Linked DNA regions of Mus musculus: all the other regions are linked to region 2. Evidence: chromatin loops called from intact Hi-C (ENCODE). Cell type or tissue: heart. All regions are shown on one strand. Links, peaks and the distances in the headings refer to the core of each region. The heading gives the core; the rest is flanking DNA. Region 1 holds the start of Ctcf (CCCTC-binding factor). Region 2 holds the start of Carmil2 (capping protein regulator and myosin 1 linker 2). Region 3 overlaps Ripor1 (RHO family interacting cell polarization regulator 1). Region 4 holds the start of Atp6v0d1 (ATPase, H+ transporting, lysosomal V0 subunit D1). Region 5 has its middle 8.4 kb from the start of Ripor1.

What was found. Peaks named below come from ENCODE experiments on the same cell type or tissue, not always from the same donor. Only the 100,000 strongest peaks of a DNase experiment are listed, where the experiment ranks them.
Region 1: a loop joins it to region 2, with 2.2 times the contacts of the local background. A loop is called at or near these places in 17 of 42 quality-filtered maps.
Region 3: a loop joins it to region 2, with 5 times the contacts of the local background. A loop is called at or near these places in 23 of 42 quality-filtered maps.
Region 4: a loop joins it to region 2, with 5 times the contacts of the local background. A loop is called at or near these places in 8 of 42 quality-filtered maps.
Region 5: it touches region 2 in a loop (3.0-fold over the local background); 8 of 42 quality-filtered maps call a loop at or near these places.

The regions. Positions count from the first base shown.
Region 1 is chr8:105,634,653-105,640,190 of GRCm38, forward strand. Ctcf (CCCTC-binding factor) reads left to right here and starts at 1,886. Exons shown (of 12, transcript NM_181322.3): 1 at 1,886-2,068. Gm5914 (predicted gene 5914) reads right to left here and starts at 2,822. Exons shown (of 2, transcript NR_151742.1): 1 at 2,628-2,822. In heart, for the core only: a CTCF peak has its summit at 2,210; DNase peaks (open chromatin) are centred at 1,559, 1,869 and 2,049; H3K4me3 peaks cover 4,004 bases; H3K27ac peaks cover 2,992 bases.
Region 2 is chr8:105,683,151-105,688,624 of GRCm38, forward strand. Carmil2 (capping protein regulator and myosin 1 linker 2) reads left to right here and starts at 3,124. Exons shown (of 39, transcript NM_001357333.1): 1 at 3,124-3,163; 2 at 3,410-3,501; 3 at 3,596-3,646; 4 at 4,219-4,281; 5 at 4,403-4,527; 6 at 4,634-4,725; 7 at 4,920-4,990; 8 at 5,108-5,181; 9 at 5,315-5,390; 10 at 5,474. The coding sequence starts at 3,124. Gm33578 (a long non-coding RNA gene) reads right to left here and starts at 3,070. Exons shown (of 2, transcript XR_387987.3): 1 at 3,011-3,070; 2 at 1-662. In heart, for the core only: a CTCF peak has its summit at 2,762 (motif pointing left); a DNase peak (open chromatin) is centred at 2,781; H3K4me3 peaks cover 1,054 bases.
Region 3 is chr8:105,620,148-105,625,685 of GRCm38, forward strand. Ripor1 (RHO family interacting cell polarization regulator 1) reads left to right here. Exons shown (of 22, transcript NM_001081241.2): 16 at 32-167; 17 at 268-429; 18 at 703-861; 19 at 967-1,163; 20 at 1,247-1,330; 21 at 1,424-1,514; 22 at 1,658-2,072. The coding sequence ends at 1,755. It overlaps Gm5914 (predicted gene 5914), which reads right to left. Exons shown (of 2, transcript NR_151742.1): 2 at 4,189-4,328. Among named protein-coding and RNA genes, the nearest start is that of Mir1966, 7.5 kb to the left of the region's middle. In heart, for the core only: no CTCF peak of the experiment used is centred there; DNase peaks (open chromatin) are centred at 2,364 and 3,124; H3K4me3 peaks cover 638 bases; H3K27ac peaks cover 709 bases.
Region 4 is chr8:105,564,265-105,569,775 of GRCm38, forward strand. It overlaps Atp6v0d1 (ATPase, H+ transporting, lysosomal V0 subunit D1), which reads right to left and starts at 1,800. Exons shown (of 8, transcript NM_013477.4): 1 at 1,519-1,800. The coding sequence starts at 1,648. Agrp (agouti related neuropeptide) reads right to left here. Exons shown (of 5, transcript NM_001271806.1): 2 at 3,342-3,462; 3 at 3,096-3,228; 4 at 2,856-2,938; 5 at 2,431-2,674. The coding sequence starts at 3,225. The coding sequence ends at 2,492. Gm38250 (predicted gene, 38250) reads left to right here and starts at 1,916. Exons shown (of 4, transcript NR_168532.1): 1 at 1,916-2,010; 2 at 2,105-2,206. In heart, for the core only: a CTCF peak has its summit at 1,980; DNase peaks (open chromatin) are centred at 1,847, 2,667 and 3,077; H3K4me3 peaks cover 2,378 bases; H3K27ac peaks cover 2,239 bases.
Region 5 is chr8:105,594,058-105,599,595 of GRCm38, forward strand. It overlaps a transcript of Ripor1 not described here. Among named protein-coding and RNA genes, the nearest start is that of Ripor1, 8.4 kb to the right of the region's middle. In heart, for the core only: CTCF peaks have their summits at 2,470 (motif pointing right) and 2,897 (motif pointing left); DNase peaks (open chromatin) are centred at 564, 814 and 2,794; H3K4me3 peaks cover 1,984 bases; H3K27ac peaks cover 2,012 bases.

The DNA of each region.
Region 1 (5,538 bases), core at 289-5,288, 49 kb before region 2:
CATGTGCCACCATTGTCTGGCAATATCATCTCTTTTAGTTAGGTTGTGTGTGTGTGTGTGTGTGTGTGTGTGTGTGTGTGTGTGTGTGTGACGGGTTTCTCTGTGTAGCACTGGCTATAAGTAACTCTGTAGAACAGGCTGGCTTTAAACTCAAAGTGATCTGGCTGCCTCTATCTCCCAAGTGTTAGGATTAAATGTGTAAGCCATCACCACTTGACCCCCTCTACCACCTTTTAAAACATCCCCAGAGTTGAGATGATGCTCAAGGGCAGAGACCATGGCTTTGGGTTGGATTCATACCGCCCAAAGGGAGACAGAACAAAACTCCCCCCTGACCTCACATCCTTCTGCACCTATTCCCCAATGTCTGCTCTACCCACAGCAGAACTCAGGCTGCCTTCATGCACTGTCTCTATTTCCTTACTCTCCTGTTTACTTTTTAACCCATTCTACTCAGGTTAACCTCTTCAGTTAATCCATATGAGTCAAGCTAAAGTCACCATGATCTTTCCCAGCTATCTCCAAGGTAATAAACTCAATAGCTAAGCCTCTGGCTGAACTGTACCGGAACTCTCAGCATCTGAAAACCAGAAACCTCTCTTCCTGCCTCAAACTTACTTCTGGTCTTGGATTCTACAATCCAACAGTCTAGACTTGTCTTTCTGTTTACTTCCTTGTCTATTATCCTCTTTCTAATCTTGGACTTTCTCTTCTATCTTTCCTCTAAGTCCAGTCATGGAGGGAAGCTCCACAACAGTGGGTGAATGGACTCAAGATGTTTAAACACATTTGCCTTAGTTACTGACATCTGAACAGTGGGATCTTACATGCTTCTAACTTTCCGATTCTTTTGGGGGGAATAAACAATATCTATTGATAATGGACCAGCATACCCACAACACAGCCCAGATGTATATGAATAGGGCAGAAGCTTGCTGCCAGGTGCATTTGTTATCCAAACAGCTAAAGCAAGAGAACTGGGACTACAATCCCGAGTCACATTCCAAGGCTATGGGGGGCGGGGAGAGAAGATGATTAGAACACCTGCCAATAGGGTCTTCCCGGGAAAGGGAAGGGATTAAGTACCACCGACTGGGAACCGAAATAAAAAGAACAGTCTTAAAAACTTAGACGTTCACGGTGCCAAATACAGCTAAACACGACTGCTGTGGTGTGGTCTGCTATATCTCCGGACTGAGGTGACTCTGTCCCGATTCTCTTAATTTCACATTCGGTTTTCTAAGGCCCTTTTCTTGGGAGGAAGACTACTAAGATCCCCGGGCGAAGCCCCTAGCAGTCGATCTTGAGCACTGGGCAAGTGTCGGAGAAGTGAGAGAGTGCGGGAACTCACTGCATTTGACTCGGCGGCGGGACAGGGTGCAGAGCTAACCCCGGGTGGGAGGAGACCGGGCAGGGTAGAACCCTGGCGCTTCCTCAACCCCCACGGCCCCAGCCCCGCGCGCTTACTTCAGCTCCCCGTCGTCCTCCCGCCCTTCGCAGCTTGGAGGGAAAATGAGCGAGCTAAGGAAATCAGGGCAACTAGGCGGAGACCCGATCGCCCAGAAGCCGCCAGCCTCCGCCCAGGGAAGCCCCACCCCAATGGGAACCAGGCCGCCTCCGCGCCGCCGGCAGAGCCCACGCGCGACCCGGCGAGGGCGCGGGAGGGCGCGTGCGGCGTGACGCCGCGCCTCGCGGCGCATCCCCGTGACGCCATCGCGCCGGCTTTTGAAAGTTGGCGCCCGGGGCCGCCTCCCATGCTGCCCTGCGCCAACCCCTCCCCTCACCTTTCCTCCCCCGCCCTCGTCGCCGCCGGCCGGCCCCCCCCACCCGACTCTTCCCTTATCAGCACCCGCGGCCCCGGCAGCGCCGACGCAGGCGCACTGCACCGCGCCGCCGCCATTTTGTGTCCGAGCCTGTGGAGCGATTAAACCGTGCGCGGAGCTGCTTCTTTGGCGGCAGCGGCGACCAGCAGCAGCCGGTGCGGGCGCGCGGAGCCGGCCGGGGACGCCAGGTGGCCGGAGCGGTGGAGCGGCGGCGGAGCGGGCGCCGCGGGGGGTGTGGCGCGAAGGTAAAGGGGGCCCGGGGTGGAGGAGGTTTCGCGGGCCGCCTCTAGGTGTCACGATGGGGCCGCTCCGGTCGGCGCTGGCTGCAGCCCGGCGCCAGCGCCAGCGCCGCCGCCGGGGGGTGTTTGTCTCCCTCTACCGTCCCTGCTGCGGCGCGGCCGCCGCCATTGCCCGGCGCCGCCGCCAGGGCCTGGCCAACCCCCTCCACGCCCGCCCGCCCGCCCGCTAAGCTTCCCTCCTCCCAACATGGTAGGCCTCTGGCGGCGGTGGCGACAGAGGCCTGCGCGCTCGGCGACTCCATTTTCCTTCCTTTGTCTCTACCCTCGAGGCCGGCTTTTGGCCCGGCTGATCTTCGGGCCACGGCCCGCCCTCTGCCCCTCCCGCGACGGATACCCCTTACCGAGTCTGGACCCTCTGAGGCTCGGTTGCCGCCGCTTGCTTCGCCTAGGGGTTCTGAACCCTCGGCCGGCCGCTTAGCCAGGTCCCGGAACCGTGTGGGTGTCGGGTCCCGACCGACGCGCCTCAGACTCCCCATCTTCAAGTCCAGCCGGTCCCGGAACCTACCCGATCTCCCTGCGTTGCTTCTCCAGCAGCTGGGGTGCTCTCTAGTCTCTCGTAGTCCGATCGTCCCCGCTGCCGGTCTCCGTCGCCGCCGAGTGTCGCAGGCGGCGCTGCTGTGGCTGCGAGCAGAGGGGACCCCTGAGCTGCCGAGAGCTCCCTCTGCAAGGCTGGCTGAGCTGCTCGCGCCTCGACGCCGCCCGAGCGGGCGGGGGAACGCGCGCTCGCCGCCCCCGCCGGGCCCCGCTGCGCCCCCAAACTCACGCCAGGGCATCGCGCGGGACCCGACCGGTGCGGCCCCCAATGGTGCGCGGAAAAAGACACGAATTCCTGCACCAAAGTAGTTTTTCTCCAGCTGTATTCGCACTCTTTCAGCCCCTTGAAACGATAGCAGTCAGACTTGGTGCGCTCAGAAATCTCAAAAGGGACTGAAACTTAATTTCACTCTCATCTCAAGTGATGTGATAAACTCATAAATTCGGGAGCATGGGCTGGTTGCGATGGTACAGGCGACGCTGGAGTTTGCCTCCTATTTAAAATGTCCTGACGCTAACTTTGCACTCCACTTAGGACCTGATGCTCTAGGGCTAGGCTAAGACAGTTCAGCCCCTCTCTAGAGATCGTGCAAACCGATCTAATGCGCCAATAGGGTAGAATGAACTTATTCATGACTGGACTGGTAATTTGACTGTTGGATGAAATGTGAGGGTTGATGTTGTAATTGGATCCTGGGTCACTTGCAGCAGATGGTTTATAAATTTCTGTGCCTAATGTAACTACTCTTTAGTATCTGACTTCCTGTATTGAGTTTAGCATTAAGTAAACATTAGCAAAGAGACTTAATACTTTTTTGGAGTTTAGATCAACTAAGAAAGCTAAAATTCCAAGGCATCCATAGGCAGGAAAAGAAATTAAACAGGGTATTTATCCTGGCATTAAGTCTTTTGCATTTAAAAGCTTCCTTTGATAAACTGCTGGAGTAACCTTTTCGTACCCACTCTAACACGGATTTTCTTTTTTTTTTTTTGGTTTTTCGAGACAGGGTTTCTCTGTATAGCCCTGGCTGCCTTGGAGCTCACTTTGTAGACCAGGCTGGCCTCGAACTCAGAATCCGCCTGCCTCTGCCTCCCGAGTGCTGGGATAAAAGCCTTTCCCCACCACGCTTAACACGGATTTTCTTACCAATTAGCCACTGATGTGTGGCTTAGGTTCTTAAGAAAAAAATCTAGGTTGACATTTTCAGAAAGAAAAGATAATGAGGTGCTTTAACACACCAACACACACACACAAACACACTGTCTCTCTAGCTCTGGCTGTCCTTGGAGCTCTGCAGACCAGGCTGGCCTCAAACTCAGATTCACCTGCTTCTCTCTCTGTCTTCCTAGCCCTGTGGTTAAAGATGTGCTCCAACGACGCACTCGCTTCCATCATCTTGATGCTAAGAAAGATTGTGTTGTTTACTGTGTGTGATTTCAGTTTGGAGGTTTTAGCAACCCACATTGTATGCAACTCTTTGAACACTCCCCAACCTTTCTGCCCTCCATAAATGAACCCAGGATTCTCTGGCTGGTTAGGCCACACTAGCCACACATTGAAATCCTATGAAACTGCTTTCGTGATGCTTGGGCATGCTATGCAAGTGTTCGGCCTGTGCACTGTGTTCTTAGTCATTTCAGCAGCACCTCATTCCTTTTTTAATTCTCCAGAATGTCCTTCCTCACCTTCTCTCTTTAGTAGTAGTGTAGAGTGCCAGCCTTGTAGAACTTTGTTTTTAAAATGTATTAAGCCAAACTATGTAATTTATTATATTCTTAGAGTTTTACTGTCAAGTTTGTGTTTGACAAGTGCCATATTTTGTTTATGAAAAGAAGCTGCACAAGTTCCCAATGGTAGTGAATGACAGTGCTTCAGAAGTAGAGGCAGGAGCATAGGAGTTCAAGGTTATCCTTGGCTTTGTAGCAAATATAAGGCAACCCTTTGCTGCATGAGACTGCCTTAGCAGATTGAGTGGTTGGGATTTGTTTTTGTAGCACTGGGGTTTGAACTCAGTGCCCTGGGTAAGCCAGGCAAGTGCTCTCTGAGCTATTTCTTTAGCCCCTTTCTAGTTTTGAGGTAAAGTCTCTTTAAGTTGCCTAGGTTGGCCTTGAATTTACTGTGTAGCTTAGGTAGGCCTCCCACTTTCAATCCTCCTAATTCCGAAATACCTGGGATTACAAGCTTGAATCCAGATACATTTAAAGTTAGGGTGGGTCAGGATTGAGTGGCTAAATTTAGTCCCCAATACTACTGGAACAAATAAATAGCAAATATTAGCAAAGTACAATGATTCCTTTGAAAATGTCATGAAATGTGTTGTTTTGTATGCTTATGATTTTTAAAAATGGAAAGGAAACAACTAAGTCTATAAGGAAAATAAATTGGAGGAGGGGAATTAATGCAAGATAACCCAAAGGGACTACTTTTTTAAAAACTATTTTTGTTGGGTATAGTGCTACATATCTTTAATCCCAGCTCTTGAAAGGCAGAGATAGGCTGATCTTTGAGTTTAAGACTAGCCTGCACTGCTTAGAGAGATCCTGTCTCAAAAATCAAAAAGAAAAAAAAGGTTTTTAAGTTTTTGTTGTTTTTATTTTGAGATAGTGTCCCACTATTTAGCTCTGGCTAGCCAGGAACTGGCTGTGTAGAACAGACTAGATTACCCACTCAGATCCACCTGCTTCTAACCATGACTAAAGACATGAGTCACCATGTTCAGTGGCCTTTGTGTGTGTGAAAGTCAGGACAACACGGTAGAGTCCATTTTCTCCTTTCTCTTTGGAGCTCTGGTTGATCTAGAACTTGCTATGCAGACTAGGTTGTTGCTGAACAGATCTGCCTTCCAAGGGCTGAGAGTGAAGTCTTGGGTCATATCACAGCT
Region 2 (5,474 bases), core at 475-5,474:
AGTGTCACCAGAGATGCTGATGGGAGAGAGCCTGTGCTCTTGAGATCTGCTTAAGGAAGGCTTAGGGTCCATCTCTGTTCTTAGCCAGGCCCAGGGGAGTAGAGAGAAGCTTGGTTCAACCTTGGAGAGATAAAGAGCATTGGTAATGGTAAAAGGGCCTGAGAGCAAGCTCAGGTAGTAATTCTTGTTCCTTAGCTGTGTGCATATGTAACAGAAAGTCCCTTTAACAGAACAGCTAGCTTTCACCTGCATCGTCAGCATGGGTATTCAAATTACCTTAAAACCTAAGAGTACATCTGTCTTGGTGGAAAGGCTCGGATAGGAAGTGAGGTTCTAATGAAGACAAAGACAGAATGGTGCTCTTGAACGACTCATGCTTCCTCTCTTGTGTGTCCATTAAACCCCTCAATATCAGAAGTCAGTCATCACTGTTAGGTCAGTTACTGAGCCTGCGTCTATAATCTGTAACGTGTACCCTACCCCTGGCCTGTCTTCAGCCCGTTTGCACCTGAGTGAGCCTTCATTGGTTTTATTTAGGTCCTCTTGTAGTAAAACCCACCTGTCGCGAGTTAAGTCTTGCCGATGCACCAGGGGCCCTCATCCCGTGTTCCTCAGCAAACAGTTGATTTGTTCTGTTGGGAGTTCCGCCTTCACCTGGAAAACTGTAAAAGAGTGGTGTTGGTTGGTTTTGTCACTCCTCCACAGGCCACTAACCCAAGGCATAGAACTAATTCAGTGTAAATCTGGCCTTGGTCTTGAGGGTGCTTCTACTTGGGCATTGCTATAGCCCTTTGGCAGTCAATCATTTTAACCAGAAAAAAATCCCTGTGGGGTAGGTTTTCTCTATTTTTGACATCGCAGAGTTGCCATGGTAAACAAGACACACATCTCAAAGGAAACATTGAAGCCGGGCATGCTAGCACACCACTACAATACCAGCACTGGGGAGGAGGAGGCAGCAGTTCCAAGGCTCTGTAGCTCCCACCATTCCATCTACTTGGAAGTGAAGCAGAAAAGATCGCTACAAGTTTAAACCCAGCATGGACTACTTAGTACCCGGCAGCCAGGGATGGCAAGACACTATGCCAACAAAAAGGGGACTGGAGAGATGACTCAGTGCTTATGAGTACTTGCTGCTCCTGCAGAAGACTGGAACTTGGTTCCCAGCACCCACTGCAGACAGGTCACAACTACCTATAGGTGACCTGATGCCCTTCCGGGCTCTGTGGGCACCCATACACAGATACACACACACACAAAATTAAGTTCTGAGAATAATTAGTGTCAAAAGCTTCCAAAAGACTAGTGAGGTTAGGTGTCAAGAAAAACTCATTTACTTTGCTTTCAAAACCCACATTCTTCACAATAACGTGCACGAGAGTAAATTTTGTCACCCTATAAGTCATTTGTGACTTCAGATGGCCTTAGAGTTAAATTTCAGGCTCGGGCTAAGAGGCATAGGGGCCTTCTGGTTCTGCAGCTCTTTTGTATCAGCTCCAGCGAGGCCGTCCCTGTCGGCCTTTATATGTCATACCATATACTTGCCTAAGTGTCACTGCCTTCCTCCAAGTTGTTTCTCCTTTATATCTACTTTCCACCTTCTATGTTTCGGTGGAAGTTGGCAAGTCGGCAAACATGTTAAAGGGCTGTCGCTTCACAGCACAAGAAATTGAACTCCGGTTTCATGTAGATAAATACTACTGCCATTAGCCATTTTATTTTGAAGACACGGGGTCTCTCTGTGTTGTCCAGGTTAGCCAGAAAGTCCTGGGCTTAACATGAACCAGAGTGACTGGGACTTGGTGGAGAGGGTCCCGCTTAGAGGACACTCCCAAGTCATCCTCTGTCTGGGAAAGGTAGAGATGGGACAGAAGCCTAAGAGATTATAATACATAGTTGCTTCTGCTCTCCAAGACTTTGTCTTTCTCTTTTGCTGAACTGTGGGTAGGGCAGTTAGAAGTGGGATTTAATGAAGTCTGTGGGGTGGGGGTGTGTGGGTAAGATCTGAATCAGCCCCTTTTGTAGGGTAGCATGCTTCTGGCTAGTATACTCATCCCAGCTCTAGGCTCAAGTGAATCCTCCCTGAACTTCAATGCAGACAACCTGAGAACACAAATACCAGCACCAGCCTTCAGTGAGATTCAGGTCATAAATTAGCTACAGATGTTCCCAAAGAGCCCGCATCTAAATGAGAGGAACCTGTTACAAAGGATTATGGCTAATCTGGTTTTTGAGACAAGGACTATAGACCAGAATGACCTCAAACTCAAGAGTCCTCCTGCCTGGACCTCCCAATTAAAAGCAGGCACCAACCATGGTCCAGTCAAAAAGTCTGGCACACCTCTAAAAAGTGCAGCCCAGGCCGGGTGGTGGTGGCGCACGCCTTTAATCTCAGCACTTGGGAGGCAGAGGCAGGTGGATTTCTGAGTTCGAGGCCAGCCTGGTCTATACAAAGTGAGCTCCAGGACAGCCCAGGCTACGCAGAGAAACCCTGTCTCGGGGAGAAAAAAAAAAAAAAAAGGGTGCAGCCCAGCCTCTTTTCTTCCTGCCTGTTTTTACAGTGCTGGGATTACAAATAGGTTGCCAGACTCTTAAATTCGTATCTGAGCAGGGCAGAACCTTGGGTGGTGGGTAATTTTTACTGCACAGAGACACAACTGCTCTGGCTTCCTTTGAGTTACTCCAACCTACCCAACCTGTGTCTTGGGATAGATCAAGTTAGTTAGGCCTTTGGCATCCCCTGGAGGGTGGCGTCCCCTGGTGTTTGCGCCCGGGACTACGGGGCAGGGTGGAAGTAGGGCACCAGGCAAGGGGTGAAAAGGCAAGACCCTCTCCCCTACACACCACACCCATGAGTACCCGAGTACGCGGAAGGAAAAGTCCCTGAGCGACAGCAACAGTCAAGATTCGACCATCCTCCCACAACCTCCCACCCGGGGCGAACTCAGCCAACGAAGCCGGGGCGGGGAGGGGCCGGGCCGGGGGCGGCCTGGCAGGAAGAAGCGCGTACCTTCCGCTGCAGGAGGAGCAGGTGGCTGCACTGCTGCCTGGGCCCCTGGCTTCCTGTGTACGCTCCTGCCGGCTGCTTTTTCCCGCCAGAGCTCATTGGGCCGTCCCGGCCCTATGGCACAGACCCCAGACGACATATCCTGTGAACTGCGAGGTAAGCCCTGGGAGCCCACCTGGCCATGAAGAGCCTGACTCCAAACCAGACCTCTCCTCTCGGCGCCTTAGGGAACTTGACCAGGGGTTTTTGTTCTGGAGGGAGGGCCAGTGCCTAAAAGTCCGCTTCATTTCTTCCTAGCTGATCCACACATGAATACCTGGGCACTCAGTCTAGCACAGACCTTGGGCACAGAGTGGCCCTAATAGAGGAGCCAAAGTCACCCAGTAGACTGTCTTTCCACAGGCGAGATCACCAGGTTCCTGTGGCCCAAGGAGGCGGAGCTGCTGTTGAAAACCTGGCTTCCCCAGGAGGGTGCCGAGCAAAGCCATATCCTGGTATGGTAGCCAGGAGTGAAGCTCAGGACAGTGGCCAGACCCTGCACAAAGAAACTTGATTTCCCTAGAGTATTAGTCTTTTGTCTCCCCCCAGGCACTGCTTCGATGGAGGGCATATTTGCTGCACACCTGCCTTCCCCTGAGGGTGAGTCCCAGGCCGGGCCAACACCCCTTCCCCTTCAGCAAGGGACTGCCTTGCGCAGCTGTCTTCTTTGCCCATGCTGGCTTTTACTTTCCAACAGCAGACAGGAGGGAAGTCTGGGCAGGTCTAGCTCAGGATGCCACAAAATCATGGGCTGTGGAGAGAGGACCTGGGTTCAATTCTCCCACCACCAGGTGGGCTCACAAGTGGTTGGAACTCTAGTTCGAAGGCACCCACCACCGTCTTCTGGCATCTTTGGGAACCAGGCACACAAGAGTGGTACAGAGACAAACATGCCAGCAAACACCCAATAGTACAATTTTTAAATTTTAAGAACAAGCTAGGAGGTGGTGGTGCACGCCTTTAGTCCTGGCACTAGGGAGACAGAGGCAGGCAGGCCTGGTCTACAGAGTGAGCTCCAGGACAGCCAGGTCTACACAGAGAAACCCTGTCTCAGGAAAGAGAAAGAAAGAAAGAAAGAAAGAAAGAAAGAAAGAAAGAAAGAAAGAAAGAAAGAACGAACTAGGCTCAAGAGAGTAGCAACAGTCAGTTGGAATGACTCTGATGCTTTCCAGGTGGACTGTACATTCAGCTACCTGGAGGTCCAGGCCATGGCACTACAGGAAACACCCCCTCGGGTAAGAAAGCTGGACCCCAACTTGAACATACACTCCGCTTGATCATTTATTCCTACACATATCACTCTGAATGGACAGCGCTTCCACCACACAGGGATCCAAAAGGCTCCTCCTTCCCCAGGTCACCTTTGAGCTGGAGTCCCTGCCTGAACTGGTCCTGGAGTTTCCCTGTGTGGCTGCCCTCGAACAGCTGGCTCAGCATGTAGCTGCTGCCATCAAAAAGGTCTTCCCTCGCTCAACCCTTGGGTGAGGCTTAGAAAATCCAAGGGGTGGGGCAGGGCCTCAGTGAAAGCTTTTCATCCTTCAAGGAGCTAGAAGTCCCTTTTGCCTCTTCTCCTTATCCCCTGCCTAGGAAGCTATTCCGGAAGCCCACACCCTCGTCTCTGCTGGCTCGACTGGAGAGAAGCCATCCCTTAGAGTCCACCATACCCAGCAGTCCGTGCGGTGAGGGCCAAGTCAGAGCCGCATAAACCTTCCAGTTTGCCTCCATGCAATCCTAGTCTCTTGGTATTGGGGGGGCTCCCCAAAGTGAACAGGGCCACTTTTATCACTGCCGCCATCTACTATGGGGCTGACCTTCCCCTGTCTCTGACTTAGTGCCTGTCTGTTTCCCTATCACTCCCCCGACACCTCTCTAGGTGGCTTCTTGGAAACATACGAAGCTCTGTGCGATTACAATGGCTTCCCATTCCGAGAGGAGATTCAGTGGGTGAGGGTAGGGCCCTTTTGGGGGAGTTCTGGGGATGTTTGACGCCCCTTGTGTGTGCTAAGCCCCTCTACCCTTTGTGGCCCCAGGCTAGCTGTGACTTTTTTTCTTTACATCTAGGATGTGGACACTATCTACCATCGCCAGGGCTGCCGCCACTTCTGCCTTGGAGATTTCAGCCACTTTGGCAGCCGGTATGAGGCCAGCCAGGATTGGGAGGCGAGAACTCCAGCACCCAAATTCCTAGTCTGTCTGTAGAGGGGGGATGCTGACTGAGCCCTGTGTTTGGAAGGCCCTGAGCACTGCATTTTCTCTTCCCCGCGATAGAGACCTGGCTTTGAGTGTAGCTGCCTTATCTTATAACCTGTGGTTCCGGCGCCTCTCCTGCGAGGACATGAAGCTGGTGAGAGAGTACACACAAAAGGGAGTGCCAAGGGTGTAAGGGTCAAAGTTCAACCTGATGAGTCACGACCCTCTTGCTCTCAGA
Region 3 (5,538 bases), core at 340-5,339, 63 kb before region 2:
CCTAAACTACTTGGCAACCCTTGTCCTCTAGAAACTGGGCACATTTGGACCCCTGCGCTGCCAGGAGGCCTGGGCCCTGGAACGGCTGCTGCGGGAAGCGCGTGTATTCCAGGAAGTGTGTGAACGCAGCAAGCTATGGGGGAACTCTGCCACATCTGCCCAGGAAGGTAAAGGCCGTGTGGGCCTGGGCTTTGATGTACGTCTGGACCCGCCTGCTCCCCCTGCCTGGTTCGCTCGGTTGCTGATACTTCTTCCCGTCCTTCACAGTGGTACAGTTCTCCGCCTCTCGGCCCGGCTTCCTGACCTTTTGGGACCAGTGTACAGAGGGACTCAGCCCCTTCATCTGCTCTGTGGAGCGGGTGCTCCTCACCTTCTGCAGCCAGTACGGTGCCCGTCTTTCCCTGCGCCAGCCAGGCTTAGCCGAGGCTGGTGAGTGAGTGGGCTGCCTACCTACCTGCCCCTTCCTTCCATCTCAGCTCCCTTAGGGAAGTCCTCATCAGCCCGTACTGACTGACAAATTGAGCACTGAAGAGAATCCGTGTCCTCCAGAGTGTGGCCAAGGAGTCCCTGGGCATGAGCTAGACCGGGGACCCTCCAGAGGGTGGCCAAGGAGTCCCTGGGCATGAGCTAGACAGGGGCATTGTCTTCCCCCTTAGAGGCCTGGGACTATTCCAGCTCAGGCTGTGGTACTGTCTTTTGCAGTGTGTGTGAAGTTCCTGGAAGATGCCCTGGGACAGAAGCTGCCCAGGAGGCCCCAACCAGGCCCGGGGGAGCAGTTCACCATCTTCCAATTCTGGAGTTATGTAGAAGCCTTGGACAGCCCCTCCATGGATGCCTATGTGACAGAGACTGCAGAGGAGGGTGAGGCGGTGGCCCTGGCCACAGAATACTCGTGCCGTGGGTGGTCCTGAGGGTGTAAATGATGAAAGGTGAGAACAAAGCACCCTCCCCAACTACTTCTTTCAGTGTTACTAGTACAGAACCTGAACTCTGATGACCAGGCCGTTGTGCTGAAAGCCCTAAGGTTAGCACCGGAGGGGCGCCTGCGAAAGGATGGGCTTCGGGCTCTTAGCTCCCTGCTGGTCCACGGCAACAACAAAGTCATGGCTGCTGTCAGCACTCAGCTTCGGAGCCTGTCACTTGGTCCTGTCTTCCGGGAAAGGGTGAGTTTGGCAGGATTTTCCTGGGGTGAGGTTAGGGTTGTGGGCTCCTGGTGTCTACGTCTGCCCATTCTACCCATTCCCAGGCTCTCTTGTGCTTCCTGGACCAGCTGGAAGATGGGGACGTGCAGACTCGAGTGGCCGGATGCCTGGCTTTGGGCTGTATCAAGGTGAGTCCCTGCCGACCTGCCTCAAACGCTTTCACTTCAGGGCTGTTTCTACTTGTTAGACTGAACCTGCCTCCATATTCTGTTTGCTGATAGGCTCCTGAGGGCATTGAGCCCCTGGTGTACTTGTGCCAAACAGACACAGAAGCTGTGAGGGAAGCCGCCCGGCAGAGCCTGCAGCAGTGCGGTGAGGCTGGGAAGTGGGAGACACCACGAGTTAAGGGGATTTGGGAACATCTTGGCTATTGGGGGTAGGGTGAGGGGATGCCAGGTATGGGGAGGCCTGGAAGATGCCTGGGCCACTCTTGACCTTATATTTGGACATTACAGGGGAGGAAGGACAGTCTGCTCATCGACAGCTAGAGGAGTCCCTGGATGCTCTGCCCTGCATCTTTGGGCCCAGCAGCATGGCCAGCACAGCATTCTGAACTCTTAATTGCCGGCTCCCAGTGTCCCTTCCCTTGTTTTCAGGGCTCATCAGGCACTGGCAGGGAGGGTGAAGGCTGGTTCCAGTCACCTCTCCCCACAAATTCCTATCAATGAAAATCTAATATATTCTTTTGTTACCACTGGGGTTGGCAGAATGCCTGAAATGAAGTGCCTCCCAGCCGCGGTTCTGCACAGTCTTTGCCACACACAGTGTCGGAGGCCTGGCCATTTGGTCAGCTTGCCTTGCCTCATCACATCCCTTGGGTTTGTATTTTATTTACAGAGTTTTACAGAAAATAAAAGAAAAAAAAGCAAACTGTGTTTCCTACATGGCTTGGTGCACTCCCGAACCTCTGCTCCAACGCCTTCTGATGTGTTCTTCCTGGCCCTGTTGTGTCCACACCCCCGCTGTGACAACCACATGAGCGCTTGCCCTGGAAATCCTGGTGGAAGGAAGCCCAGAGTCCAGGGCTGGGCTTGGAGAAGAGAGACAGAAGGGAACTAGCACTGCTGAGCAGGCTGAGCCTGCAGCTGAGACCAGGAACTATAGCCCGAGTGCATCTAAGCTCTGCAGCTGGCCCAGACAAGGTCCTAACTGATTATGCTAGGGCAGCTGTGGCTAGAGAGCAAGGAGTACGCCGCAAGAAGTGCCTGAGCTGTCGCCACCAGGGGGCAGCAGAACTGCATCAGTGGACAGGCTTCTCTCTGCACCCTTCTGACCAGGCAGCTTCCTTCCTGCAGTGGACCTCAAGAAGCAACTTTAGGTTGTGGGGAGAGGTGTGAAATCCTTGCTGAGGGGAGGAGCCTGCGCCTGGGAAATAGGAGACCCGGATGGCTGCCCTGTGAACCAAGACTGCAAGGTCTTTCCCTCCCTGAGGCACCTCCTTCCCTGTAATAACAAACCTGTGAACTCTGTGTCCCCTCCCAGCCGGCAGACCTGTGTTGAGGAAGTAGGACTCACAAGACGGGGCTTCCCTGCCTCCAGCACAGGAGTTTGTTATCCCAGGTTAGGAGACCTTCGGGAGGAACTTGAGGGTGGCATGGCAGGACTTTGCAAAGAAGGTCCTGAGGGAGTTCCACACCCATGGCTAGAAAAATGGACCCTCCATTCGCCTACCACAATTTCTAGTATCCAGGAGATTGGACATGCGGAAGGGCTCCCCAGCTTGAGCCCATTCTGCTGTCCCAATACTTAAGGTGATAGCACACAGCAGTATGACATTGTGTGCACAAAGCTGTCATGGGGAAATGAAATGGGGAGCACTCCGGAAGAACCAATTAGATGTCAACAGTTGCCTAGATGAGGTGGGGGTGGGGTGACCCAGATCCCTGGGGAGCCTTACCCCAGTGCTTTAGAACTGCTGTGAAGAGGTTTGTGCCTGTGCCCTCACCACCTGCTGGGGAGGCCATGCTGAGCAAAAGAAACAGCAACAGGAAACACCTGTGAGTGGCTGCTGGCGGTTCACTATGGTCTGTGGGGGTAGGGCCGGCAGACAGCACTTAAATACCGGCATAGCAGGGCAGGGTAGGGCAGTTCAGCTTTTGGATGGTCAGCTGGAGTGAAATGGGATAGATAAAACAATTAGGTGACAGACCACACCAATGCCGCCTATAGCTAGTCAGTTCTGAGGCAGTCTCAGAACCATCTGCAGGCCTGAAGCCACAGAATCGGCCCACTGGTGGGTCAGGAATGCTCAGAGTGTTGGAAAAGTGGAGTCAAACCCTGGCTGAGCAGGTCTTAGGAAAGTGAAGGCAGTGACTGGACCAGAACAACATCGTAGGACAGTGCCTGGCAAGAAATATAGGATGGGGAAATGAGCTCAATTCTGGCTGTCACCGAAAATCTTGCTCTTCAAAACAGAAAGATCAAGACCCCTCTCTCTGTCTTCTACAAGGAGGGTCCTAAGGCCAGAGCTTGGGCTTTCTGTCCCAGCTGAGAAATGTTGAGACCAGGGTGGATAGGAGCTAGAATTTGAGCACAGCCAGGTGAGGATCTATCAGGGTCAGGGGGATCCTCAGGCCTTTGTCCTTCAAGACTTCCCGGACTTGGTGCAGGACAACCAACCACTTGACCTCTCCTCAGCTCATGACCTGAAGTCCAGCTGGCTGGTCTCTTAGCCCAAGTGTAGGTCTTGTCTGTCAGATTGTGGAAGGCATACAAAGGGCTCAGCTAGCTGCCCCGGAACCCTTTTACTTCTTAGGCTGCTGGAGAGACATTTGTTCTTTCTGCTCACATTCAGGACCGCTGCCCCAGGAAGCGGTAGATTTACGATGCTATCAGGAGTCATGGGTATTAAAGGTCTCTATAACATGAGTCTCATTATTTAAGGCCACCTAGGTCATTACCATGTCCTGGCTATCATCTTCAGAATTCTGCATGGAGGAAATTGACATGTGCACACTGGAAAAAAAGAAGAAGAAGAAGAAGAGGCTGAGGTGGTCAGGATACAGTTTATTGTGTTTATTGTGTTGGTGGCTGCAGGGTTTCCTTCCATCCCCCCCTTTCCTCTTGCCCTCTTCCAACCCGATCTTTGCTTCTTGTTTCACACTCTTCTTTCTCATGAATTCAAAGCTGCATGACCAAAAAGAAGAAAAAGCATGTTTATGCAGGCAAGGAAGCAGATGGGCTGGCACATGGGAAGAGGACTGCTTCTTTGTCTCCCCCACAGAGCGGGGGTGCCTTCCTTGTACGATCCTGAGTCTGGTATGTGGGCACAACTTGCTGAGTACCAGCACATGAGATGTTCTCTGCTTTCTCTCCATCCCCTCAGAAAGCAGTGTACTATGCAGAATGCCCATCCCCAAGGCTCCTGGGGGACTGGAGAGGCAGCTCAGCAGTAAAGAGCACTTACTGTTCTTGCAGAGGGACTGGGTTCAGTTCCCAATATCACAACTATCTCTAGGCACTTACATACATGCAGCCAAAATGCTCATACACACAAGTCTAAGAAAGAAAAAAAGAAAGAGAGAGAGAGAGAGAGAGAGAGAGAGAGAGAGAAAGACAGACAGACAGACAGGCAGGCAGGCAGGCAGGCAGGCAGGCTGGCTCTGGGCATGGATGCTGGCTGGGCTGAGCTTTTCTGGATGTGGGTAATATGAGAAGGTGAGACTGGAAAGACTCCACCTCCTCTTCTGAAAGTTAAGGAAGCACAAAGTATCATTTAGAAAATCAGGCAGTCAGTGGCCTGCAGTGACAGCCATAGTCTAAAGTTGATGCTAACATTCAAGGACCAGCTGCCTCTGAATGTATGCTACATTCCAGGCATATGGACATACGGTAAACACTGACTTTTATGTTACATTCCAGGCATATGGACATACAGCACACGCTGACTTAGGATAGCTGATTAAGCAGCTGCTTTGCTATAGCTAATAACAATCTATGTTCCTAGTTCACTTCTCTGACCTTTTCGTCCTCCTCAGGCACCCCTTAAATGTCACTCCACAGAGTTCTACTCTTGAAACACGTGACTCCATGTATATGCTGAGGCTAATGTCAGTGACTCAGTTTTTTGTTTTTGGGGTTTTTTTTGGTTTTTCGAGACAGGGTTTCTCTGTATAGCCCTGACTGTCCTGGAACTCACACTGTAGACCAGGCTGGCCTTGAACTCAGAAATCTGCCTGTCTCTGCCTCCCAAGTGCTGGGATTAAAGGCATGCGCCACCACTGCCCGGCAGTGACTCAGTTTTTACTTCACTTCTCTGACTCCAACTACAGACTGGATGTCTCCTTTTGAGCAGCCAAAGCATTTCAAATTCAACAGCCCAAAGCCTACTTTGCAC
Region 4 (5,511 bases), core at 1-5,000, 120 kb before region 2:
AACATTATTTTTCACTTGACGGGACTAGTTTTCAAGGTAAACATTAACTGTATGAGCCCAACTTAACATCAGAAGTATTTGATAAGAAGTTTCTACATTGGGTGAATCACCCAGCCTCTTCCAGCTACAAGCCCCTTTCTTCAAAGGAATCCTTTAGGACTCAGAGATGGGAACTCATGTCTCTGTCCTTTACTACCATGTGCGTGGAGGGTCTAGAATTAGGGACATCTCTAGCTTAGTACATCTGCTACAGTTGAGCCATCTAACTTTAGATCAGTGGTTCTCAACCTTCCTAAAGCTGCAACCCTTTAAAACACCTTATGTTGTGGTGACCCCCAACTATAAAAATTATTTTCATTGCTGCTTCACAACTGTAATTTTGCTACTGTTGTTAACCATAAATATTTGTGGTTTTCAATGGTCTTAGGTGACCCTTATGACCGTCAAAGGGATGGTGACCCACAAGTTGGAAACTGTTGCTTTAGATTTATGTGTTAAGAAAGAGGAACTTGGGGGCTGGCGAGATGGCTCAACGGTTAAGAGAACCGATTGCTCTTCTGAAGGTCCTGAGTTCAAATCCCAGCAACTACATGGTGGCTCACAACCATCCGTAAAGAGATCTGATGCCCTCTTCTGGTGTATCTGAAGACAGGTACAGTGTACTTACATATAACAATAAATAAATCTTAAAAAAAAAAAAAAGGAAAAGAAAGAAAGAGGAACTTAGCTTTCTGTCACTCTTGTGTAAGAAACTGGTGCCCTGCCGGGCGTGGTGGTGTGCGCCTTTAATCCCAGCACTTGGCAGGTGAATTTCTGAGTTTGAGGCCAGCTTGGTCTACAGAGTGAGTTCCAAGACAGCCAGGGCTACACAGAGAAACCCTGTCTCGAAAAACCAAGAAAGAAAGAAAGAAACAAACAAACAAACTGGTGCCCCAACAGTGCTGGGGTGGGGTGTGAATGCAGGTTGGGGCCAAATACTTGTACGTGAATTTCTGATTTACAGAGCCACCTCTTGCTTTTCCAAACAGTCTTGAAGACTCTACACAGCCAGCGGTTCAGAGCTGGGAGGAACCTCTCGCTAAACTGGCTTAGCAATTCCCCAGGACGACCCAACCCTCAGACCAACACCACCAAGACACAACGATTCTAAAGCCCTTGGGGGAGGAGAGAAGCCTTTTCCATCTAACTTCCCTAGGCACTGCCACCCAACAGGCCTAGGGTTGGGCCAGGGGGAAGAAGCTTGGAGGCGCACTCGTCGCGCCGGCTAACCAATCCTCGGGGACCCGTCCTTCTAAATTATAGGACTAGCTCGACGAGGTTAGAGGCAACCCGAGCCCAGGTAAACCACTGCGGTTCTTGAAGGCTTGTTTACGTCTGGGCCCCCGCGCAGAGCCGCAGCTAGAGGCAGACTCCTTCCTGACATGCCCACCATCAATCAGCTCGCGGGTTCCCAGAGGCCTCGCGTGCCCTTCCCGGCTCAGGGAGGCCCCCCTCAGACAGCCCGGACCCGCGGCTCACCCTCGAGCGTCTCGCACTGCACCAGGTTGAGGTAGTCCGCCTGGCTGAGCACCCCGGCCTTCAGGCCGCGCACTAATCCCTCCAAGTAGCCATTGTCCACGTTGAAATAGAGCTCCGGGAAGAACGACATGGCTGCGGCGGGGGTGGGAGGCGGCAGGGGAGGCGGGGGGCGGCGGGACCAGAGAGCCCCGATCTGCCCGCACGCAACTAGACTCCCCGGATCAGCTGACGCGGCGGCCGCAGCGGGCTGTCAAGTGCGTCAGGTGACGCACCGCGTCTCACGTGACCGCAGTAGGGCCTGGCTCTTAAATGGCTCCAGTTTCCGGGCACCCTGGCACGCATGCGTTACTCTGGAGTGCCCGACCGGCTATAACTGCCCTCCCGGCGCCTGCGCACTAAGGAAAGGCGGCCCTGGAGCGCCTAGCGGAGAGCAAAGAAAGGTCGATGATGGAAATCGACCGCGTGGTGGTGCTAATACCCTCAGGATGCGAGGTGGGCCCTAAGTTGAGTTTTCCTGGGTTTGGCGCTTCTGTCTGGCTTCATTAGGGCCAGCCGGGTAAAGCTGAGCGGGTGTGCTATTCCTTAGGCTGTCGAGGCTGTCTCCTACCAGACAGAAACCGAGGTCCAAGGAAGAGGAGGGGAGAGTTTCGGAGCCAAATGGTTATCCTCCAACTAGACTTTACACCCGGTAAGCCGCACTGCGCCCGCTTTCCCGGCGTTTGTTGCACTAGTTCTCTAGGACCGGGGTGTGGCCTTCTGATTTCCCCAAGGGGCCTGGTGCCTTAAACTCGCCCATATATGTGGTTCAGATGATGGTGTAGCTTAGACCCCGAGGTTATGGTGTGTGTGGTTCCAGCATGACGACGCCCCGACAACCCTTCGACAGCCACGTTTGAAATAACCACAGCTTTAAGGTTAAACCGTCCCATCCTTTATTCTCATCCCCTGCCTTTGCCCAAACAACATCCATTGGCTAGGTGCGACTACAGAGGTTCGTGGCCGTACCCAGCTTGCGGCAGTAGCAAAAGGCATTGAAGAAGCGGCAGTAGCACGTAGCGCACGGGTCGCAGCAAGGTACCTGCTGTCCCAAGCAGGACTCGTGCAGCCTTACACAGCGACGCGGAGAACGAGACTCGCGGTTCTGTGGATCTAGCACCTGCATTCGTAGGGGAATAAGGTTCAGGAAACTCTCAAACCCCGACCCCAGTAGGGTGGCAGTGGACTGAGGTCAGGGAGGGGCTGCAGTTCTGCCCAGGTTGGGTAATCCGGAAGTGGGGAGAGATGATGGTATCTGATGCGCCCTACCTTCTACTTTATCCCTTTCCCTAATGAGTTACCTCCGCCAAAGCTTCTGCCTTCTGCAGCAGAACTTCTTCTGCTCGGTCTGCAGTTGTCTTCTTGAGGCCATTCAGACTTAGACCTGGGGCAGAAGATGTGAGGGCCACACCCACCATGCACCAAGTACCCACCTCCCTAGGTTGGGATTGGGATTGGGGAAGGAGGTCTAAGCCTGGGCGGGCAGGTCTGTGGCCAGCAATGGTCGTTGCCCCACATATCCCCAACCTGACCATACTCACCTGGGAACTCTGGGAACAGAGCCTGGTCAGGCCTTCTGATGCCCTTCAGTGGAGCCACGCCCATCTGGACCCCCAGTGTGGGAGGCAGTGCCAACAGCAGAACACAACTCAGCAACATTGCAGTCAGCATGGCCTGGCTCAGCAGGAAAACCCCCATTTAGTCTCTCCTCATCCTTAGGGTACCCTACCAGCGCTGAGAGAGATGCTCCCAGAAAGTCCCAATTCCTGTATAGTCTTTGTGCTTACCTTTGCTTGCTGATCTTTGCCTAGGGATGTCCTGGTCTCTTGTGCCCTGAGCTTATATGGCAGTGCCTAATAAAGGGTCCACACGTGACTGCTTCCTGTAGCCAGGGCATGAGGTGCCTCCCTGGAAAATGGAGGCACAATTCAGGCTTTCTCCCTAAGACCTGAACCTTTGGGTGTTCTATTAGAACATCTCCAATTTGGCATGAGACAGCCAGGAACCAATTAAACTTTGGGAACAAGATAGGGTGTCCAGACCCCAAAATTTCCATAAGAGCAGAACCTAGGGATGGGTCATGCTAGAACCATTAGCAATAATAAGGCAGGCGGCCCTCTGATCTTAATTTAATTTCTGTCCCCACAGATGTTCACTTAGTCTCCCTAGGACATGTTGTTTCCTTTGCTTCCAGGAACTTTGTCAAGGGCACCAAAGAGGGTCAGTATCACCATGCAGCAGTGAAGTGAAAAACTAGACCCAAGGTTTCTTTGGAAGAGAGATCAAAAAAATCCCTTATAGCCAAAACCAAACCCACCCTCCTGGCTCTCCCTCCTCTGTGCTTTCCTTAAGACCCCCCCCCCTACACCTATTTCCATCCCCACGCCCCCTTTCTACCTAAGGTTCCTGGAAACCAAGGGAGCAGAAAACACTGTTCCCCCGGTGGGCATACAGCTTCAGAGGACAAAGCTTTCAGGCCGCCTGCTTCATTAGTGTTAATGGCTGCTCCCTTCCGCCCTGTGTTGTCAGGTCTCTGCCTACGCCTGGCCTCATCAGCTTGACAGAGTAAGGACTGCACATTTGTGGGTGTAACAGGACCCATGGGACTTTTTTTTTTTTTTTTTTTTTTGACAGAATCTTACTATGTAAGGCCAGGCTGGCCTCCAATTTACAGAAATTCACCTATCTCTACCTCCTAAGTGCTGGGATTAAAGGCATTTGCCATGACACTTGGTGAGGTTTTTATTATTATTATTATTATTATTATTATTGTTTTTGCCTGCATGTGTGTATGTGCAGCAAGTGCATGGCCAGTACCCACGAAGGTCAGAGGAGGGCTTTTGGGTCTCCTGGAACTAGAGTTACAGATGGCTGTGAACCACCACATTGGTGCTAGGAACTAAATCTGGGTCCTCTGCAAAAAGCAGCAAATGTTCTTAACCTCTGAGACAACTCTCCAGCCCCTGTTTGGTGGGCTTTCTAGAAAGCATACACATGCTCATTTGGAGAAGGGATATACCCCAGTCCACAAGGCAATAAGAAAAGAAGAAAGACCTGTCAGGTATACAGCCCAGTCCATACTGACTCTTCTGATAAGGTGGTTGCCTAAGGAAATCCTCCCCCCCAAGAATGAAAAAGCAGATTGCCCTCTGGGAGCCTTCTCTAGAGTCCACATCAATGTTTGGGTTCAAGCTTCACAGGAAGAAGGTGCTCTGCAGAGGATGGGCCTAAATAAAGTACTGGTATCTGGAGTCAGGCTGGCATTTCATTCTCCTGCAGGTGACTCGGGATACAGTCCTCAGAGCTCAGAGTCTACTTTCTACTTCCCAGGTTGAGGAGCTGGGGAAGCCCCTCTAGGGGAGAAGTCCTCAAACTCTCCCTTAAGACAGCAAGGGAACAAGGGTCAGTTCTTTTTTTTCTCCCCTAAGAATGGTATAGGCAGTTTGATGAGGCTGTCATTGACCTGTTTGGAAGCTGATCTGGAAGTCTGATGCCCCACTTCAGGACTTTGTCTTCTTTGGAGTAACAGGGAAGAGAAATTGGGCGACTATCTGTGCCTCTCAGAGCCTCTCAGAGCACAGGGACAGCAATCCACCAAGTGTACATGAGGTGCTTGCCCAAGATCTTTTTGTTTGTTTTTTTTGTTTGTTTGGTTGGTTTTTCGAGACAGGGTTTCTCTGTGTAGCCCTGGCTGTCCTGGAACTCACTTTGTAGACCAGGTTGGCCTCGAACTCAGAAATCCACCTAGCTCTGCCTCCCAAGCGCTGGGATTAAAGGCGTGCGCCACCACTGCCCGGCCCAAGATCATTTTTTAAAGATTTAGTTTACGTATATGAGTACGCTGTAGCTGTCTGGTGTCATACACACCAGAAGTGGGCATCAGATCCCATTACAGATGGTTGTGAGCCACCATGTGGTTGCTGGGAATTGAACTCAGGACCTCTGGAAGAGCAATCA
Region 5 (5,538 bases), core at 245-5,244, 89 kb before region 2:
CTCAGGGAAAGTTTTCCATTTTAGTGCGAAGCTGTCAAGCCACTGAGCTATGCTGGAAACTCCGGAGAAAGCGTGTGAATCCTGGCAGCGCAGACGAGAAGCACTCTGAACATCTGTGCCGGGCAACAAAGATGGTACCATCCGGGGAAGGTAAGGAGACGGCGAGAAAACCGTTCAGTGTCCCAGGCTTCTAGCCACTCATAAGCCAGCAGGTTTTCCTTGAGCATCACACACAGGAGGGAGGATTGATGGGGATGGTGGGGAGGAGGGGGGACACGCAACTGTGGGGATTTGGGGGGCTGTTCTAAAGAACTTCAAGGAAGGCAGTTTGGGGAGCAGAGGCACAAGAGTAAACTGGGTGGAGCCTTTGTATTCTATTTTTGGTTGTTTGCTTTGTAAGTTTGTTAAGGTGGAAGGGGCCCTTCCTAAGAGCCAGGCGGCATCCTCTGGCTTTTTGTTCACTCACAGAGCATTTTGGTTCTGTTTACTGAGCTCTCTGAACAAGGGAACTGGGTCCACCTGCGGGGCAGGCAGAGGACGCAGCAGTATCAAAATCCCAAGGTATAGCGGAGCGTGTCGGGGGGAGGCATTATTTTAAGCCCAGCACTCGGGTGGATCTCTGAGTTCAAGGCCAGCCTGGTCTACAAATCAAGTTCCAGGACAGCCAGGGCTACACAGAGAAATCCTGTCTTTTAAAACAAAACAAAACAACAAAACCCAAACCAAACCAAACCAACAAACAAACAAGCAAAACTCCCAAGGTGTAATCATGAACACTCAGGGCAGAAGTCCTGTGGTATGGAGCACAGTGGAGGTCCCGAGGCCAGAAGAAACACTGAGCCGACCTTAAACGCTAGCCTGGTCGTGGGGAGAATAGGCCTGGGGAGATCTGTACTTTTCAAGGCCAAGGCTGAGTGGGGGAGTTCCACTCAGCACATTCTCTTCTCTATGACATTAGAAATAATTAACCTGGGGACCATAACTGCTGCCACCAGCACCCTTTAGGAATTCAGGCCCTCCCCGAATGACGTGCGGCCAGCACTCCCACGGCATAGCCCCGAAGGCAAAGGGAGTCTCAGGAAGATTTCATCAGATGGGTTGACCTGTGGTCACTATACCAGCTCCCTCGGTGTCCTGGGACAGTTCCTGGGTTCTAATGAACCCGAGCTCATGGCTGCTGTCCAAAGACAAGATCACCTAGGACAACTCTCTTCCTGTCTAGTCTTATCAGACCTTCAAGACTCCTCAGTTCACAATGGCATCTTGGGAAGCAAAGAAACTCGGGAGAGGAAGGTAAGAACCTAGGTCTCAGCTTAACTTGGTCACCGGTTTACCGTGATGACCAGCGACTGTGACCTTCCTATCCTTAGAACTCACTGGTTTTTGATATCTAGGTCTTCTGGGCATAGGAAACTAAGCAGTCAGGTGATTCAGCCTTGATATGGCCTTGGAGGAGGGTACTCCATGTAAGAACAGGCAGATGAGGGTGTTGATAAGTGACAAATTTAGGACATCCTGAGGACAAAGGACAGATTCCTGACCAAGCCTGGAGTCTCTAGGAATGATCCAAAAGGCACTAGCATCCCAGCTGGGAGCTCACAAGGAAGGGGGTGTGAGTCAGGTAGGCAAAAGCAGTGAAAGCATTCAGGTGCACAGACCACCCTGTGCAGAGACAGAGAGATAAGAGGGGGTGCAGTCGGGGAACATGAAGTCTGACAGGACTTAGGCCCTCCTATTGGGGAACTGGCCAGAGATGAGAAACCAGTAAGAAAGCGAGGAGGGGCAGGGTCCAACCTATAGAGGGAACCCATCCTATGAAGAGTAGAATAAGTCAGGAAAATCAAGGACAGAGTTTCAGATAGATGGGTAAGGGTGGACAGGGTCCACCTCTATTTACAGATAGAAGAAAGTGGAATGTCAGAGAAATGGCCACAGGAACACAACTGCGAGGAGATGAGATCAACTTCACACACTGAGTTTGAGGTCCCCAAGGGTCATCCTAAGTGAAGGGACTGAGAGAAACTCAAGACGCTACTGTGGATTCAGAAGCAGGGCCCTGGAAACTGTTAGGATACCAAGGAAGAGGGAAGGAGACCCAGCCCCCAAGAACCAGAAAGAGAGCTAGCCAGAGAGAAGCAATTAGAATTCCCACAGTTGCAGTTACAGAAACCAGAAGAATCTTCCAAAGAGGAAAAGATGGGGACTGGAAGAAGTGGGGACTGAAGTGAGGGGACAGGAAGTGAGTGTCCCTCCTAAAGAGGCTTTCGGTTGTGTAGGTAGTCTTCATGGTGATGGTGTTCCAGGGTGCCTGAGCGGAGACCAGGTTTGAGTATAGGCAGGACTGTAACAGCAACCGAGCATGTTGTACACCACACACCCCAGTCACGATTCGATTCGAGAAGACAGGTTGAGTTAATGGGGCACCCCGGGTAACTTTGTAACTGCACTGTGGATACTTCCCACACGGTGGCACCAAAGGCCAACTCTGCCTTTTGATTTGGCCCTGACTGGGCAGGGGTCAGTTTGGGGATCCTTCCTAAGTCTAGTAAGTCATAATCCAGGGTAGGAGGGGAATGCCAGGTGCCTGCTGTCTAGGACACTTCCCACCTCCACCAAGCCCTCCCCCTAGGTTGCTGTCAGAAGATCTCTAATACACACAGAAACAACTGCGTGCCCCACTCCATAGCCTTTACTAGGAGGCGTGGCCTAAGAGGATCCTAGGGGAGCAGCTCATCCCATGACCTGGGAGAGGCAAGGACGTGCCTCGCACTTGTCCCTTAGGAGAAAGGACTCAGGAAGGAAGGAAGGACGCCCAGCCCAACTCCAGAGAGGCACAATCACCCCACCCCTGACCCATACCAAACCAGCGGGGCCCTGCTCACTGCTCCCCCTGGAGGTTTGAAACTGGCCCAGCGAGGACCACAACAGAGACACAGCTGGGTGTGCTGGGTGAGCTCCCAGGGAAGTCAGCTTCCTTGCCCAGCCTAGAGACTTAACACCTCCGAGTGCAGAACTCAGCCTGGAGTTGTCCAAATAAGTAATAGCCATATTCCTTTCCAAAACGGTGCCCAGTTTGCTGAAACCTTTCATGGCATAAGTAAATACTAAGAGGAACATTTAATCAAGAAATTACAACTCTAGCTGGGCAGTGGTAGCACATGCCTTTAATCCCAGCACTTGGGAGGCAGAGGCTGGCAGATTTCTGACCTGGTCTACAGAGTGAGTTCCAGGACAGCCAGGGCTATACAGAGAAACAACCCTGTCTCAAAACAAACAAACATTTACAACTCTGGGACATGATGGTCAACTTGGACAGGAAACCAGTCACAGGCAGCTCTCATGGACAGAGGTTCTGGAGCCTTCTTTACCACGCTGTGCTTGTTGTGTTGAGGGACCCAAAACTCCCAACATATACAAAAATACAAAATTCTCACTTGCCACCCAGCCCTGCCCCTACTCTGACCTTCCCTTCCCACTGGCCATGGAGTACCTATGAACTCTTCACCAGTCCCTCACTGATCTTTGGTGCCTTGTGGGCTCTTCTTCCTTCCACCCTTCTTCACACCTTTTCTCCCCACCCCTTCAGCCCCCTAACACTAGGAAATAGAAAAGAATAGAGAGGGAACAAAAGAAATCTCTGAATGAAGTCAGAGGTCAGAAACGTTATTGTTAGACTACTTAGGGGCATCAAGTTCCTTGGGGCAAGTTTAATGTTCAAAGTCAGGATATCCAATTTTGTCTTTTTGTTGTTTCTTCTTTGTACACAACTGCTTAACAAACCATGACCAGCTGGGCAGTAGTGGCGAACGCCTTTAATCTCAGCACTTGGGAGGCAGAAGCAGGCAGATTTCTGAGTTCGGGCTACACAGAGAAACCCTGTCTCAAAAAAATAAAAAACAAAACAAAACAAAAAAACATGACCAACACCAACAAACAACCAACCAACAATTTACCCTGACTCTTTGGTCCCTAGCATGTATATCTGAAAAGTCCCCAGAATTCCAAACACCACACAGTCGAAGAAACTATCTGCAGCTGGCAGAATCTCACCCTTGCTAGAGCATGAGGCAAATCATAGTCAGCTGCTGTGGGCAATCTGAAGCAGCCCCACATCCCACCCCGGGATTAAAACAAAAACATATTCTTATGTTGTTGTTTTTTTTTTTTTTAAAGAAACCAAAATTCCAAACCTGCTACTACACAGTACGCCATCAATTGAGCTCTGATGAAACAACATTTTCAAGCACATATTTTTCCTTCTCCTGGCCCTGCTTACTCCAGCCCAACTTGCTCCAGCCCACAGATTTTTATTTATTTATTTATTTATTTATTATATTTACATATACACTCTACATGTACACTGTAGCTGTCTTGAGACACTCCGGAAGAGGGCATCCAATATCATTACAGATGGTTGTGAGCCACCATGTGGTTGCTGGGATTTGAACTCAGGACCTTTGGAAGAGCAGTCAGTGCTCTTAACCACTAAGCCATCTCTCCATCCTTGGGGTAAGTTTTCAAAGGAGGTTAACAGGGAAAAACAAGGCTTGTGCTTGATATTTTGATAATACAACATTGCTCTGAAACACTCAAGCTAATCCCTCCTCCTTTTCCGAGTGCTCACTCATATAGTATGCCCATGATTGCCAATCTGAAGAGGGTATCTCATTGTTTATATGGTGCTCATTAATGAGATGGCCCTCCTTAAATTTTTTTTTAGTGTTTTGAGACAGGGTTTCTCTGTGTAGCTCTAGCTGCCCTGGAACTCACTCTGTAGACCAGGCTGGCCTCGAAACGCAGAGATTAGATTATCTCTGCCTCCCGAGTGCTGGGATAAAGGGCGTGCCCCACTAAATCACATTCTTTCAATAGTTCAGGGGATGGAACACAGGACCTTCCCTGTACATCCTTGACTCGTGCTCTCCCAATGAGCTACATTCCCAGCCCTCTAATTGCAATTTTAATGAGTGAATGGATCAATACAGCTAAAGCCCCAGGAAGAATTGTCTCCAAGAACAAGGTAGGAAGGGTAAGGCTTACACTTGAATTTGAGGCATACCCTTGGCCCATCACCTTTGACATCCATGATAAAAAGTAAGAGCTAATCCTAGGCGGTGGTGGCACATGCCTTTGATTGCAACAATCAGGATGCTGAGGCAGGCAGATCTTTGTGAGTTCCAGGCCAACCTGGTCTATAGAGTGAGTTCCAGGACAGCCAGGACTCCACAGAGAAACCCTGTCTTGAAAAAAAAAAAAAAACCAATCCCCTTTCCCTCAAAAACAAACAAACAAACAAACAAACAAACAAACAACAACAAACCCAGCCGGGCGTGGTGGCACATGCCTTTAAACCCAGCACTCAGGAGGCAGAGGCAGGTGAATTTCTGAGTTCGAGGCCAGCCTGGTCTACAAAGTGAGTTCCAGGACAGCCAGGGCTATACAGAGAAACCCTGTCTCAAAAAAACAAAAACAAACAAACAAAGTAAGACCTAGGTTGGGGCTGGAAGGGTCCAGAGGATGAATGTAGGGGCATAATAG